4 separate regions of the Homo sapiens genome follow, and regions 2, 3 and 4 are each linked to region 1. The links are chromatin contacts, found by Hi-C or POLR2A ChIA-PET in ENCODE. All regions are on one chromosome and are shown on one strand. Each heading gives the region's core, a stretch centred on a gene start or an enhancer-like site at or near the end of the contact. The rest is flanking DNA. Distances are from core to core; before and after follow the strand shown. Region 1 overlaps LOC105370032 (a long non-coding RNA gene). Region 2 holds the start of PXN-AS1 (PXN antisense RNA 1). Region 3 holds the start of PSMD9 (proteasome 26S subunit, non-ATPase 9). Region 4 holds the start of SETD1B (SET domain containing 1B, histone lysine methyltransferase).

Evidence for each region. A loop is a pair of places that touch in the nucleus more often than their neighbours do. ChIA-PET counts read pairs that join two places held with the same protein, here RNA polymerase II (POLR2A). Pooled maps may share reads with other maps.
Region 2: a loop to region 1 is called in a pooled map, with 8 times the contacts of the local background. The contact joins the promoter of PXN-AS1 here to the enhancer-like site in region 1. A Hi-C loop is called at or near these places in 5 of 50 pooled maps. POLR2A ChIA-PET finds 5 or more read pairs at or near these places in 2 of 52 experiments (WTC11 and activated CD4-positive, alpha-beta memory T cell).
Region 3: a pooled map shows a loop between it and region 1 (6-fold over the local background). The contact joins the promoter of PSMD9 here to the enhancer-like site in region 1. A Hi-C loop is called at or near these places in 6 of 50 pooled maps. POLR2A ChIA-PET finds 5 or more read pairs at or near these places in 2 of 52 experiments (B cell and activated naive CD4-positive, alpha-beta T cell).
Region 4: a pooled map shows a loop between it and region 1 (4-fold over the local background). The contact joins the promoter of SETD1B here to the enhancer-like site in region 1. A Hi-C loop is called at or near these places in 5 of 50 pooled maps. POLR2A ChIA-PET finds 5 or more read pairs at or near these places in 2 of 52 experiments (A549 and IMR-90).

The regions. Positions count from the first base shown.
Region 1 is chr12:121,127,155-121,130,549 of GRCh38, reverse strand. The region is part of intron 2 of LOC105370032 (a long non-coding RNA gene); the gene reads left to right. Among named protein-coding and RNA genes, the nearest start is that of P2RX7, 4.0 kb to the left of the region's middle. RefSeq lists an enhancer at 1,270-1,564. Within about 2 kb of position 1,474, at least 29 of the 41 ENCODE cell types and tissues checked have a DNase peak (open chromatin) inside an H3K27ac peak, as active enhancers do; they include B cell, where a contact is called at or near this core.
Region 2 is chr12:120,199,794-120,203,188 of GRCh38, reverse strand. It overlaps PXN-AS1 (PXN antisense RNA 1), which reads right to left and starts at 1,898. Exons shown (of 4, transcript NR_038924.1): 1 at 1,763-1,898. It overlaps RPLP0 (ribosomal protein lateral stalk subunit P0), which reads left to right and starts at 2,078. Exons shown (of 8, transcript NM_001002.4): 1 at 2,078-2,106; 2 at 2,358-2,459. The coding sequence starts at 2,406. RefSeq lists enhancers at 1,563-1,922, 2,323-2,392.
Region 3 is chr12:121,886,887-121,890,281 of GRCh38, reverse strand. It overlaps PSMD9 (proteasome 26S subunit, non-ATPase 9), which reads right to left and starts at 1,492. Exons shown (of 6, transcript NM_002813.7): 1 at 1,288-1,492. The coding sequence starts at 1,425. It also overlaps a transcript of HPD not described here. RefSeq lists enhancers at 608-1,221, 1,189-1,588, 1,222-1,835.
Region 4 is chr12:121,801,905-121,805,258 of GRCh38, reverse strand. SETD1B (SET domain containing 1B, histone lysine methyltransferase) reads right to left here and starts at 1,250. Exons shown (of 17, transcript NM_001353345.2): 1 at 1,026-1,250; 2 at 348-535; 3 at 43-141. The coding sequence starts at 521. LINC01089 (long intergenic non-protein coding RNA 1089) reads left to right here and starts at 2,313. Exons shown (of 4, transcript NR_152740.1): 1 at 2,313-2,628. RefSeq lists silencers at 956-1,015, 1,056-1,185, 1,456-1,705.

The DNA of each region.
Region 1 (3,395 bases), core at 225-2,724:
ATTACAGGCGTGAGCCACTACACCCGGCCTGTTTGTTGTCTTTCTGCTGCACTCTTGCACTGGTCCCTCATGCTCTCCCCTCTCCACTCCTTCAGCCCTTGTCCGCTATTTCATCACTGCTACCTCCTCCACTCCATGGATTCTGTTCTCAAAGAGGTTACCAAAGACTTCTCAGTTGCCAGACTGGGTGGATATATTTTATTCCTTATGTTACTTGATCTCTTGGATGCATTCAACATCACTGGCTACTTTCTGCATCTTGGACCAGTATTTTCCCTTGGTTTCCATGACTTTCCTGGGTCCCATGTTCTCCTGGTTTCTCATTTGTACTTCTATGACTCTTTATCTTATCTTTCTTTTTAAAAAATTAATTTAATTAATTTATTTTAGAGACTGGGTCTTGCTCTGTCGTCCAGGCTGGAGTGCAGTGGCGCAATCATGGCTCACTGCAGCTTCAAACTTCTGGGCTCCAGTGATCCCCCTACCACAGCCTCCTGAGTAGCTGGGACCACAGGCACATGCCACCAAGCCTCGTTAATTTTTTTTTTAATTTTGTAGAGATAGGGTCTTGCTATGCTGCCCAGGCTGGTCTCGAACTCCTGGCTTCAAGTGATCCTCCTGACTCAGCCTTCCAAAGTGCTGGGGTTACAGGCATAAGCCACTGCATCCAATCTTTGTCTTATCTTTCTCTGGCTCTCTTCTCCCTGTAAATATCAGTTCCAGCAAATTGTCTCTCAGCACTTCTTATGATTCTATCAGGATAGGACAGGTTATGCTGCAATAACAAAGCACTCTCAGTGTCTCATGGCTTATAGCAGTGATGAATTAATTCTCACTCACACTATATGTCCATCATGGGTCTCCCAGATGGCTCAGCTCTCTGTAATCACTCAGAGATCGAGGCTAACGGAACAGCCATTGTCTTGAACTCTTTAATGAGAACTCTGGAGAGTCTCACAGCAGCAATGAAATGTTCTGACCTCGTGATGGAAGGAATATAAAGTTACCAAAAAAAAAAAAATTGGGGATTGAACGGTGGATTTCTTAGTCTTGTGAGTGTGTGGGTGTGTTTACAATTTACAGAAAATCAAGTGACATTCTTCAGCAGAAAAGGGAGTTTTTTTTTTTGAGGAAACACTTATCTCACAGACTGCAAGTGCAGGAAATGTGCCCAACCTCATGAGAACCTATTAATAGAATCAGAAACCAAACTGTCCTGTGCTGAGGTTGCTCTTTCAGTTTGTCTGAAGCCCGCCTCTGTTTGTCTCTGTGTGCCCATTGCGAGTCTCTCTAAACACTGGCTTCCTCTGTTTCTCCCAGGGCACGTGGTTCAGCAATGCTCTCCAAGTTAGGTTCCACAGTTCAAATGCAAGCCCAGATCCCCTGCCCAGTTCCAGAACTCAAGGGGAATGAATCTGATTGGCCTAATTCTTTATCCCTGGTCCAATCAGCTATGGCTGTGGGCGGGGCCATAATCACACAGGGCGTCAAGGGCCAACCTCCGTTGGGGGAGAAGGGAGGGAGGAAAGAAAGGAAGATGGCGGGAGAGAGAGAGAGAGAGAAGGGGGGTGGGAAGAGAGAGAGAGAGAGGGAGAGAGAGAATGAGAATGTGACTCTCAGAGAATAGAGGCTCCAAGGCTGAGGGACTGCTGGTTAAATACCCGTTCCTCCCCCAGGTGGGACAACTCTGAGACAAGTCTAGGCAGTCTCCAGAGGGCCTGAGGGGGTCTGAGCCCAGATGCCCACAGCCGTGACCTGCTCTTTAATTAATTAATTAGTTTTATTTATTTCCAGTGTCTTGCTCTGTCGCCCAGGCTGGAGTGCAGTGGCACGATCTCGGCTCACTGCAACCTCCGCCTCCCGGGTTCAAGCGATTCTCCTGCCTCAGCCTCGCTAGTAGCTAAGACTACAGGCGCGTGCCACCACTCCCGGCTAATTTTTGTATTTTTAGTAGAGTTGGAGTTTCACTATGTTGCCCTAGCTGGTCTAGAACTGCCGACCTCAGGTGATCCGCCCGCCTCAGCCTCCCAAAGGGCTGGGATTAGAGGTGTGAGCCACTGCGTCCGGCCTCCTGACCTACTCTTTAATGCTTCCTGTGTTGACTGCCTTCCCTTTCCTGTCTCACTTCCCCACTCCTCTTCCTGGGTCGCCTCCCAAACAAACTACTTGGACCTGAATCTCGTCCAGCCTTATGTTCTGGTGTTAAAGAGTCTGTCTGGAATTTACCCTGAGAACAATAGGTGGGTTTATAAACGGGTGTGCATGGTCTCATTTGCAGCTCAGTCAGAGCACTCTAGCTGCACCATGGAAAATGGGCGGAAGGGGCAAGAGTGGAGCCAGGGGTCTGCCCAGGGAGAGGGTAGAGTGACATGGAGGGGGACCGAAGACAGATCCCTGAAGGACACCAACACCAAGGAGACTAAGCTGAGGCAGAGTAGGGAGGAGAGGAAAGCCGAAAGACAGTGAGTCCCCAGAGGCCATGGGGTGAACACTTCACAAATAAACCGGTGACCACGGAGATATTAAGAGCGATGGTAAATCTGTGTAATTAAAGCAGCTCTAGTAAGGGAACTGACAGACACATTATTGGAACAGGGTGGAGTCACGTATTAAACACAAAGATAGGTGCAGACCGGGTGCGGTGGCTCATACCTGTAGTCTCAGCACTTTGAGAGGCCAAAGCAGGAGGATTGCTTGAGCCCAGAAGTTTGGGACCAGCCTGGGCAACATGGCAAAACCCTGTCTCTACAAAAAATAAAAAAATTAGCCAGTTGCGGGAGTGCACACCTGTAGTTCCAGCTTCTCGAAAGGCTGAAATGGGAGGATCCCTTGACCCTGGAAGGTCAAGGCTGCAGTGAGCCAAGATTATGTCACTGTACTCCAGCCTGGGCCACAGAGTGAGACTCTGTATGCAATAATGAAAAAAAAAAAAAAAAGAGTAGGAACTTAGTGTGCAATAAAAGCATTTAAATCAGGGGAGAAAGAAATTTCTCCAAATAGGATCTTTAAACAATTGGCTGCTCGTTCAGGGGAGGTCAGAGGAGACAGGAAAATGTACTCAAACTTTACAGATTTGCAAAGGTGTGTAACTATTTAAAATGTGATAGAACTGCCATGGGTAAACTGAGTCCTTTCCCTACTTTGTGTCAGTTGCAAAGAAAGAACACAAATTGGAGGGTTGCGGGGAGGAAGGCAAGCAGGATTTATTCTTTGGCCAGAGAAGGAGAAGGAATGACCTCTTGCTCCAGAGACGCCTCCTCCTCCCCAAGATGTGGGTAGCTGGGGAATTTTAAGGAGTTAGATATGGGGCGGGGAGGTTTGTATGTTTGTGCAGGGAGGAACTTTAGATGTGCAGGTGCAAATCATAAACATGTCTCTTCACAGGATGCATGTTT
Region 2 (3,395 bases), core at 649-3,148, 930 kb after region 1:
CGGAATCTTGCTCTGTCACCTAGGCTGGAGTACAGTGGCGCAATCTCAGCTCACTGCAACCTCTGCCTCCTGGGCTCAAGCAATTCTCCTGCCTCAGCCTCCCAAGTAGCTGGAATTACAGGAGCCCGCCACCACTCCTGGCTAACTTTTGGTATTTTTTAGTAGAGACGGGGTTTCACTGTGTTAGCCAGGATGGTCTGGATCTCCTGACCTCGTGATCTGCCCACCTCAGCCTCCCAAAGTGCTGGGATTACAGGCATGAGCCCCCGCACCCGGCCTACTTCTGACAGTTTTATGGTGTGTGATATAGGATATAACATGATGTATGAAGCTCTTTGTAATAATTTTTAATTTTGAAATAGCTGATTCTTTGGGGATCATTTAATACATAATTCCATAGGTTTCAGTGAAAAAAAAAAAAAAAAAGAGATCTCAGGGTTGGGCAAGGTGTCTCATTCTTGTAATCCCAGCAATTTAGGAGGCCAGGGTGGGAGGATTGCTTGAGCCCAGAAGTTTGACATCAGCCTAGGCAACATGGCAAGACCCCATCTATACAAAAAGTACAAAAAATTAGCTTGGCGTGGTGGTGTGTGCCTGTAGTCCTAGCTACTTGGGAGGCTGAGGTGGGAGGATCACTTCAGCCTGGGAGGTCAAGTCTGCAATGAACTGAGATTGCTCCACTACACTCTAGCCTGGGCAACGGAGTGAGACTGCTTCTCAAAAAAAAAAAAAAAAAAAAAAAAAAAAAAAAAAGATTTGATGGAGGTGAATTATTCTATGGATGTTTGTTGGCTAGTTTTCTAGGAAGAGGGAATGGCTAATGCAAAAGCCCCCAAGTAAAGCCTGCTCTGGAAAAGCAGCAGAGCATCATCTGGGTAGAAAGCAAGTAAGTGAGGAGGAAAACATCTGAGATGATCAGAGTGGGCGTGAGGGACAGATAGGTAAGGGCCTTGTAGGTACTTTAGGTTTTAGATTTTTACTCTGTAGGAAACGGAAAGTTTTAAGCAGATAAGGAGATGAGCTGACTTAGGTTTTTTTTTTTTTTTTTTTTTTTTTGAGATGGAGTCCCTCTCTGTCACCCAGGCTAGAGTGCAATGGTGTGATCTTAGCTCACTGCAGAGCTCACAGCTCCCGGGTTCAAGCGATTCTTCTGCCTCGGCCTCCTGAGTAGCTGGGATTACGGGCATGCGCCACCCCACCTGGCTAATTTTTGTATTTTTAGTAGAGACGGGGTTTTGCCATGTTGGCCAGGCTAGTCTCGAACTCCTGACCTCAGGTGATCCACCCGCCTCGTCCTCCCGAAGTGCTGGGAGTATAGGCGTGAGCCACCGCGCCCGGCCAGGTTTTAAAGGATCCCTCTGTTTTGGTAGGCGGAAAAACTAGAGAAGACGAGAGACCATTCTGAGGCCGGGCGCGGCGGGTCACGCCTGTAATCCCAGCACTTTGGGAGGCCGAGGCGGGCAGATCACGAGGTCAGGAGATCGAGACCATCCTGGAGAACATGATGAAACCCCGTCTCTACTAAAAATACAAAAAAAAAATTAGCCGAGCACGGTGGCGGGCGCCTGTAGTCCCAGCTACTCCGGAGGCTGAGGCAGGAGAATGGCGTGAACCCGGGAGGCGGAGCTTGCAGTCAGCCGAGATGGCGCCACTGCGCTCCAGCCTGGGCGACAGAGCGACACTCCGTCTCAAAAAAAAAAAAAAAAAGAGAAACCATTCTGTTTCTAAGCATGTGCAATTATGTCTCAGCTCCACGTCATACCTTTTAGTTTGCTGAGCTCGCCAGGTGGCACAGGGAACCGGGACTCCGAATTCGCAGCTCCAGCTCCAGCTCCAGCCCAGCAGGTGGCAGCAGCTCAGAGCAAGCTCCTCCAACGCGAGGCAGCGCCTTCCTTCGCGACCCTACTTAAAGGCGGCTTTCCGTTGGCTGGAGTGGCAGCGATATTATCCAATGGTTGCCTGTATTCGTTCAGCTTTGTCTGACGGGCGATGGCGCAGCCAATAGACAGGAGCGCTATCCGCGGTTTCTGATTGGCTACTTTGTTCGCATTATAAAAGGCACGCGCGGGCGCGAGGCCCTTCTCTCGCCAGGCGTCCTCGTGGAAGGTTCGTGTGCTAGTTAGATGGGCGCCAGGGGTCGCCGGCGGGAAGCATGGAGGGGTCTTTGGGGGCCTTTGGGAACATGGAGTCCTATTCTGTTCCGCCTGGGGCCTCGGTGGCGGCTTGCACGCCCCGAGATGACGGCCGCTGCCCTAGGCAGGGCCGGCGGGCGATTGCGCGTGTCCTGCTCCTCTTAGGCCCGGGACCGCGGGATGGGTGTCGGCGTGACCAGGCCTGAGCTCCCTGTCTCTCCTCAGTGACATCGTCTTTAAACCCTGCGTGGCAATCCCTGACGCACCGCCGTGATGCCCAGGGAAGACAGGGCGACCTGGAAGTCCAACTACTTCCTTAAGATCATCGTAAGTGCAGGGTGGGTCGCCTCTGCTCTTCATGTTGCCCCAGCGCAAATAGGGACAGTCAGCTGCTATGTGCTGAGGGTCTACTCACACCGGCTACTGAATTAGGCCATTTTTGGGAAAATACTGTTTAGTTAACAATTTCCTGAGATAGGTCCCTTCTGTTGCAGATAAACGGGCTCAGGCAAGTTAAGTGGGTCCTAAGATGACAGCATTCGTATCCAGGTCTGTCTGGCTTCTAAAAGAGCGCGCTTTATACTTTTTTTTTTTTAAACGGAGTCTCGCTCTGTTGTCCAGGCTGGAGTGCAGTGGCTTGATCTTGGCTTACTGCAACCTCCGCTTCCCAGGTTCAAGCGATTCTCCTGCTTCAGCCTCCCGAGTAGCTGGGATTACAGGGGCGCGACACCACACCCAGCTAATTTTTGTATTTTCAATAGAGACAGGGATTCACCATGTTGGCCAGGATGGTCTCGATCTCTTGACTTCATGATCCACCTTCCTCGGCCTCCCTAAGTGCTAGGATTACAGGTGTGAGCCACCGCGCCCGGCCGCACATTACAGTTTTACTCCATTTTTGAGAAGGTCTGAGGTCAGGAATGACTCATTGTAAGGAAGCAAGCTGTTGCATATTTAGGACCTGTCAGCCAAGAAACTTAAGTGTCCAATGACTTTTGGATGGCCTTTGAGGTGGGTCTCCCTTGCCCAGAAATGCTGACTGTACTGCGCTTAAGCAATTAGGCAGCATTGTAGAGCATAGCTTGTATTACATTTTCCCACACTTAGAAGGTTTTCAGACACAAAACCCAAAGGAATTGTGTAACAATCCGGATAAACACGCCTAGATTGTTTTTACAAATAATAATGTTGCTATATTTGCTTAACGTGGTGCTTTTAATGCTGTGAATCTAGCCCTCCTCTTGACCAACTTACTTGGAACAT
Region 3 (3,395 bases), core at 243-2,742, 760 kb before region 1:
TTTGAGCATATAGTCAGCACCCAGTAAAATGGTTCTCTGGCCCTCCGTATGAAACTTCATCTTATGGCCGGACGCGGTGGCTCACGCCTGTAATCCCAGCACTTGGGGAGGCCAAGGTGGGCGGATCACCTGAGGTCAGGAATCCAACACCGGCCTGACCAACATGGTGAAACCCTGCTTTTACTTAAAATAAAAAATTAGCCTGGCGTACTGGCGCTCGCCTGTAATCCCTACTACTCGGGAGGCTGAGGCAGGAGAATCACTTGAACCCAGGAGGCAGAGGCTGCAGTGAGCCGAGATTGAGCCACTGCACTCCAGCCTGGGTGACAAAGCAAGACTCCGTCTCAGACAAAAAAAAAAGAAACTTCATCTTACATCACCTAAAATGCATTCCATCCCACCCTACTTGGGCATAATTAATTGCATCTTCCTCTGCAAACTGATCTGTGATTTTACACTAGATGGCATAAGAAAACCTGCATCAGCTTTTGAGCCAGACCCACCACTGCCACTTCCGAACTACATGACCTTAGATAGGCGTTTGCCCCACTCTGGGCCTCAGTTTCCTCCTTATGCAATAAGGATGATGAGCCTTATTTGTAACTCAAAGTTCGGTCCTTAGACCACTAGCATCAGCATTGCTGGGAGTTTGCTACAAATGCAGAATCTGCTCCCTTGCCTCAAACAAAATCTGCATTTTAATAAGATCCCCAGGTAATTCATATACACACTGAAGTTTAAGAATTCACGATACAATCAGCAAATGCCGGGTGCAGTAGCTCACGCCTGTAATCCCAGCACTTTGAAAGGCCGAGGTGGAAGGATCGCTTGAGGCCATGAGTTCGATACCAACCTGGGCAACACAGTGAGACTCTGTCTTTACAAAAAGTACAAAATTAAGATAAGGCAGTCAGCGAGGCACATGACAGCTGTTTAATCACCAAGTAACACCTGTTTCCCCCTCCCTAAAATGGAAAGAGTAACAGCATCCACCTCAAAGGGTTGTTGCAAAGATTAAATTAACTCAACAATGCACAGCACTTAAACCAGCGCCTAGCACACAGCAGGGCTCCACAAACTCTTGCTGGATATCAATATGGCTAACTCTTCAGTTGCTAAAGTTCTTTGCCTGCCTTCTTGTGCCGACAGAGGCCGCACTTGCGGCGCCTTGGGCCTCCCAGGGAGATCCGTTGCGGAGCGCCCAAACTGAGGCCGCCCTGGCATCCCAGTACCCCAGGGACTCCGGGCCGGGTTAGGCGACTTGGGGCGCCCCGAACCCACACTCACGCTTTCCAGCACGTCATAGTTGGCCTTGATCTGCGCTTCTATCTCCTCCTTGCGCCGCATCAGCTCCTGGACGTCGCTGACAGTCACGACGCCGGCCTGCGAGGAGCCTCCGCTCTGCCTCGCTTCCTCGTCGGACATCGTGAACCCCGGGCCGCGACTCCAGAGACCCGGCTCCCGGGCTAGGGACGACGCCCCAGTCGACCGTAACTACGGCTCCGCCCATGCGCCAAAACACCACAGCCGTCCGCGAACGCGAGAACAGTCAAGGGGCGGGGCTTGGGATGGGGCTTAGGGCGGAGCTGGGTCACCGGAAGCCGCGCCCTGCCGGAACACGTGCGCCTGTGGTGACCCGGCAGGAGTAGCGTCGGAAGCAATGGATCCCCACGCAATTGCACACCAACGCTAGGGGATGATCTCGCCCCAGCTGACTCATTTTCTCATTCGTGCAGCAGACATTTATTGAGCGCCTACTGTATGGATGGATACTGTACGCCAGAGAACCGCTGCGTGGCGCTCCAATTCAGTTCTTCACATCCACACAGCCCTGGAGGATTTACAAAATACATTAAGGTTCCTTATCCCTCACTTTACAGATCCGATATGCCTGAGTACACACCCCGTATCTTGCCACTTAACGGCAATCTGTGTGACCCTAGGTCACTACTTGGCTTCTCTGGGCCTCAGTTTCCTCATCTGTAAAATGGGGCAGTAATTGATAGCAATCTATCTCATAGAGCTGTCCTTCTGCTAACAAATATTCATGGAATGATTCCTATGAGCCATATACTGTTGAAGGTGCTGGATGTTCCTGTTAAGGCCTCTAAAAATCGTAGTGATAATAATAACGGTAACAGTGTTTATTTATTGATACTTATAATGTGCCAGACGCTGTTCTAAATGCCTTACATATATTAATTCAACAACCTCATGAAGCTAGATTATTACATCCCAATTTGACAGCTGAGAAAACCGTCTCAATAACCAATTTACCCAACTAGCAAAATGTGAGGCCAAAATTCCAACCCAGCTTACCTAAACAATCAACTTTGATATCTGACCATGTGCCTCTAATATTTTGTCTTGAAAAGGGCTCAGCGGTCATCTGTGTAGTATTCAAACATGTTTGCCCTGAATCTAATCATTGGAAAACAGACATATCCAAAAGAAGGGACATACTTCAAAACAACTGGCCTGAAAACTTCAAAAAAAGTCAATGTTGTGAAATACACATGGGGAATAAGGGGTGGGGGACAGAGAAAGGAGGCGGATATGCAATTGCCTAGATTTAAGAACACTAAAGATGTGCATCAACTAAATGCAATGGGCCAGGTGTGGTGGCTCATGCCTATAATCCCAGCACTTTGGGAGGCTGTGGCAAGCAGATCATTTGAGGTCAGGAGTTTGAGACTAGCCTCGCCAACATGGTGAAACCCTGTCTCTACCAAAAATATAAAATATTAGCCGGGTGTGGTGGCACACACCTGTAATCCCAGGTACTCAGGAGGCTGAGGTCTCGAACCCCTGGCCTCAAGTGATCCAGCCCAGCTCGGCCTTTCAAAGTGCTGGGATTACAGGAGTGAGCTACCGCACCCCTCAAAAATAAACTAACATTTCTAACATTATCGAGAGAGAGAGAGAGAGAAATACAGGTGCAGTGGCTCATACCTGTAGTCCCATTATGCTGGGAGATCAAGGCAGGAGGATCCCTTAGGTCCAGGAGTTTGAGACTAGCCTGGGCAACATAGCAAGACCTCCATCTCTACAAAAAAAAAAAAATAATAATTAATTAGCAGAGGACCAGGTGTGGTGATTCACACCTGTAATCCCAGCACTTTGGGAGGCTGAGGTGGGTGGATCACTTGAGGTCAGGAGTTCAAGACCAGCCTGGCCAACATGGTGAAACACCGTCTCTACTAAAAATACAAAAGTTACCAAGGCACAGTGCCACACACTTGTAATCCCAGCTACCTGGGAGGCTGACGCAGGAGAATCGCTTGAACCGGGGAGGCAGAGGTTGCAATGAGCTGAGATCATGTCACTGCACTCCAGCCTGAGTGACCGAGTGAGACTCTGTCTCAAATAAATAAATAAATAATAAAGTTAAAAAG
Region 4 (3,354 bases), core at 1-2,500, 670 kb before region 1:
GAGGTGGGGGAGGGACGGCGGGGCAGTGGGGAGGGGTCCTACCTTGAATTTGGGCACCGACAGCTCCAGCTCCTTGTTTTTGGTCCAGATCCCGACGACCCGGGGATCTTCGACAATTTCCACCGGGCGGTTGCTGGACATCTGTGGGGAGAAATTGGGGGGCCGGGATGAGAGAACTGGTCCCCCTCCCCATGGGCAGACCCCTTTCTCGAGGCACTTGTCAAACTCCAGGGCTGGGGCCCCGTCTGACAGTTGGCCGGGGGATCGGGCGGGGGGTCCCTGGCCGCTAGGCGCGTCTCCCCGGACACGACGCGGGGCACGGCTGGGGGGGCGCGCCGGCTACTCACCGCCAGGCTGAAATGCTGCCCATCGTAGCGGTACAGTTTATGATGCCCCTTTTTCAGAGCCGGGTCAATCATCAACTTGTAACTTCTCCAATGGTGGTTCCTCCTCTCGCCCGAAGGGCCGGGCTGCGGCGGGGGCTGCTGGTGGTGGTGGTGGGGGGGGTGACTGTTCTCCATGCCGTTAACCCAACCTGAAAACCAGCAAGTTGTTGTCGTCTCCGCCGCGGCGGCGGCGGCGGCCGCTTCTACACACACGCGAAAGAATCCAATCGGCAGGCCCCCACCCCCTCCCACCTTGCCAGCGCGCCCCGAAAGGAGCTGTCTCGCTGGCTCCCCCCAAAACAAGAATGGAGCGAGAGAATAACCCTTCCGGGAGAATTACGCGCCCGCCCGCTCGGCCACCGTCTCGGGGCGGCAGCGAGGGGCTCCCGGGGGTCCCCTGGGCGGGCTGGCGGGGCCCGGGGCGCCCGGAGGACGCGGACTCCGGCCCATGGTGCCCGCCCGGCCGCCCGGCGTGGCGCTCACCCGCTAGCTCGGCCCGGCTCTGGCGCGAGGCTGGCGGCAGGGCCTGGCGGCGCCGCCGCCCGCCCGCCCGCTCGCCCGCTCGGGCCAGGGCCGGGGCCGGGGGCTTGGGCCGCCCGGCTGCCGGCCGCGGCCTCTCCCTCCCCGAGCCGCGCTTACATCCCCGCCGGGCGCCGGCCTCCCTGCGCCGCCAGCCAGTACATGGTGTCCCCCGAGGGAGCCGAGGCCGGGGCGGCCGGACCGGGGGCCAGGAAGGGGGGGCGCCGCCGCCGCGGCTGCCGGGCCCGGAGCTGCTGCCGCTGCCGCCGCCGCTGCTGCTGCTGCTGCCCGGGAGGCGGCTGGCGGCGGAGGCTCGGCTCCCAGTAGCCGCACATCCCACAATACACCGCTAAGGAGCCCGACCCGAGCGCTCACCCTCCTCCTCTTCCTCCTCCTCCTCCTCTTCCTCCTCCCCTCTCCTTCCTCGCCGCTTCCCCAGGCACTCTCCCGGCGGCGGCAGCTGCGCCGCCAAAGCCCCGGGCCCCAGCGGCCCCCCACCCCTCACTCGCGCGCTCCCACACTGCCTCCCCCTCCCCGGGGGAAGGCCTTTTAATTTATTTATTTTTCTGGGACTGGGGTGGGGGTCTTGGCTGGCGGGGGAGGGGGTCTCCCCGGGCTCTACCTCCCGCGGCCGGGACTACCCTCAGAGCCGCGACCGCCGCGGCGTGCGTCCCGGGCCTGCAAAACTGTTTCCAAACTGCCCGGGCCGGAGGCGGGCGCGCGGGGCCCGGGGAGATGGCTGGGGTCTGGGGGGCCGAGGGTGTGTGTGGACGCTGGGAGCCGCGGGGGGAGGCCGGCGTCGACTCAGAGGAGTTGCAATCGAGGTATCTGCGCTCCGGCTTCCTCCTGCGGCCCGCGACCCCCTCCCCGGAGCTGAGCTGGGGAAGGGAGACCAGGGTTCACCACGTTAGCATTCGCATTCCTGGGAGGATGCAGCCCTCGCCTGGACCTGGGCGATAGACGCCTTCTTCTGTTTTTATTTTTGGAGGGGAGCGCCCTGTAATTGTCCTGAACACATGCTTCCCCCCCTTCCTCCAGCCACCCGCGGAGGAGAGAGTCCCCCTTTTTTGCATTTATCTTTTCCTTCCCCTTTCTTTATTAAAGGTCCGGGAGTGGCGGCGGCCAATCAGCGCGCGGCTTCCATTTTGTGAGTTCAACTCCGAGGCTCCCGGGCTTCGCGAGGACGCGTTTGCAGCCCCCTCTGCCGCTCCTCTCTGGCGGCCGAGGCGCAGGAGCCGCCTCGCCGGGGCTCGGAGCTGGTGTAGCTCATATTGGGGCTCTTTTCGGGGTTTGTAATTTGGCCGTGGGTAGGTAATTGGCTGGAGCAGGGCGGCAGGGCGCGGCAGCCAATCAGCGCGCGGCTTCTATAGGGCTTGAGTTATTAGACGCTGATCTCAAAACATCCTTCATCAGACACGAAGGAGAGGCCAACAGATGAGGGAAGCCATTTTTCTGCAATGGAATTAAATGGCCAAGTGGGTTTTTCCTTTGTTGCAAATGGGGAATGTTTTTCCTTTGACTCTACCATCCAGTTCAGGACGTCTCAGTGTGTTTAACATTTGTCAACAGGCCCAAGGACTCACAGTTGGAAGACTGGAGAAGACTTTTTAAAAAGATCTGGATTTTTCCTTATGACTTGGAATCCATCTTTGTCTTGTATAACTAGGTCATAGCACACCATTCATGTCAGCAGTTAACAGTTTTGAATTCCAAAAAAACCTAAGTAAATGACATATTTTTTTTCCTCTTTTTGTTCTATGGGTGGGTGGGGGGAGCTTGGAGCTGTCTTAATCTGTATTCTCTTGACTGAACAATAAATTTTTAAATATATCTAGTTTCCTCTATTAAACACTTAAACCTGGCCATCTTATTAACTCCTTCTCTCTTTTTAACAAGGTAATGTTTTAAATGTATATAGCTTTAGGACTAGCGAAATGGCAGCAACAAAAAATTGTGAGCAGTTGTTACTCTTTTAGTTTTTAAAAAACCTTTTACATTGTAAGTACCCAATCCATTCTGTCCTGACGCAGTACAGTTTTGATGTTAATGTTGCTGAGATGTCCTTAATTTTCCGAACCTTCATCTGCATGTATGTCTTTGTCTCTCTTGTCTAATATAAGCCAGTTAAGATGCTTGAGACGATCTTGCTTTATAAAGCTAAGGTTCTAGCTTTATGCTTTTGAAAATGTTTACAGCACTAAATGCTAGTCAGCTTTCTTCCCCGTAGCTTGTACACTTTCTTTGAAAATCGATCTATTTGAAGAAAAACAGCCCTGTTTTTCTCGTCTTTGGTGTTGGGGGTTGGGGGGAGCTGGTGGGTGAGGGAAAGGAAGACCTTTTCTTTGTGTAGAGAGACTAAAGCCGTCACAGGAAACTAGATTAAAACTGGAAAACAAGTCCTAGCTGGTTCCAGCAAACACCAACGTTAAGTGGGGGGTATTTTCTATGG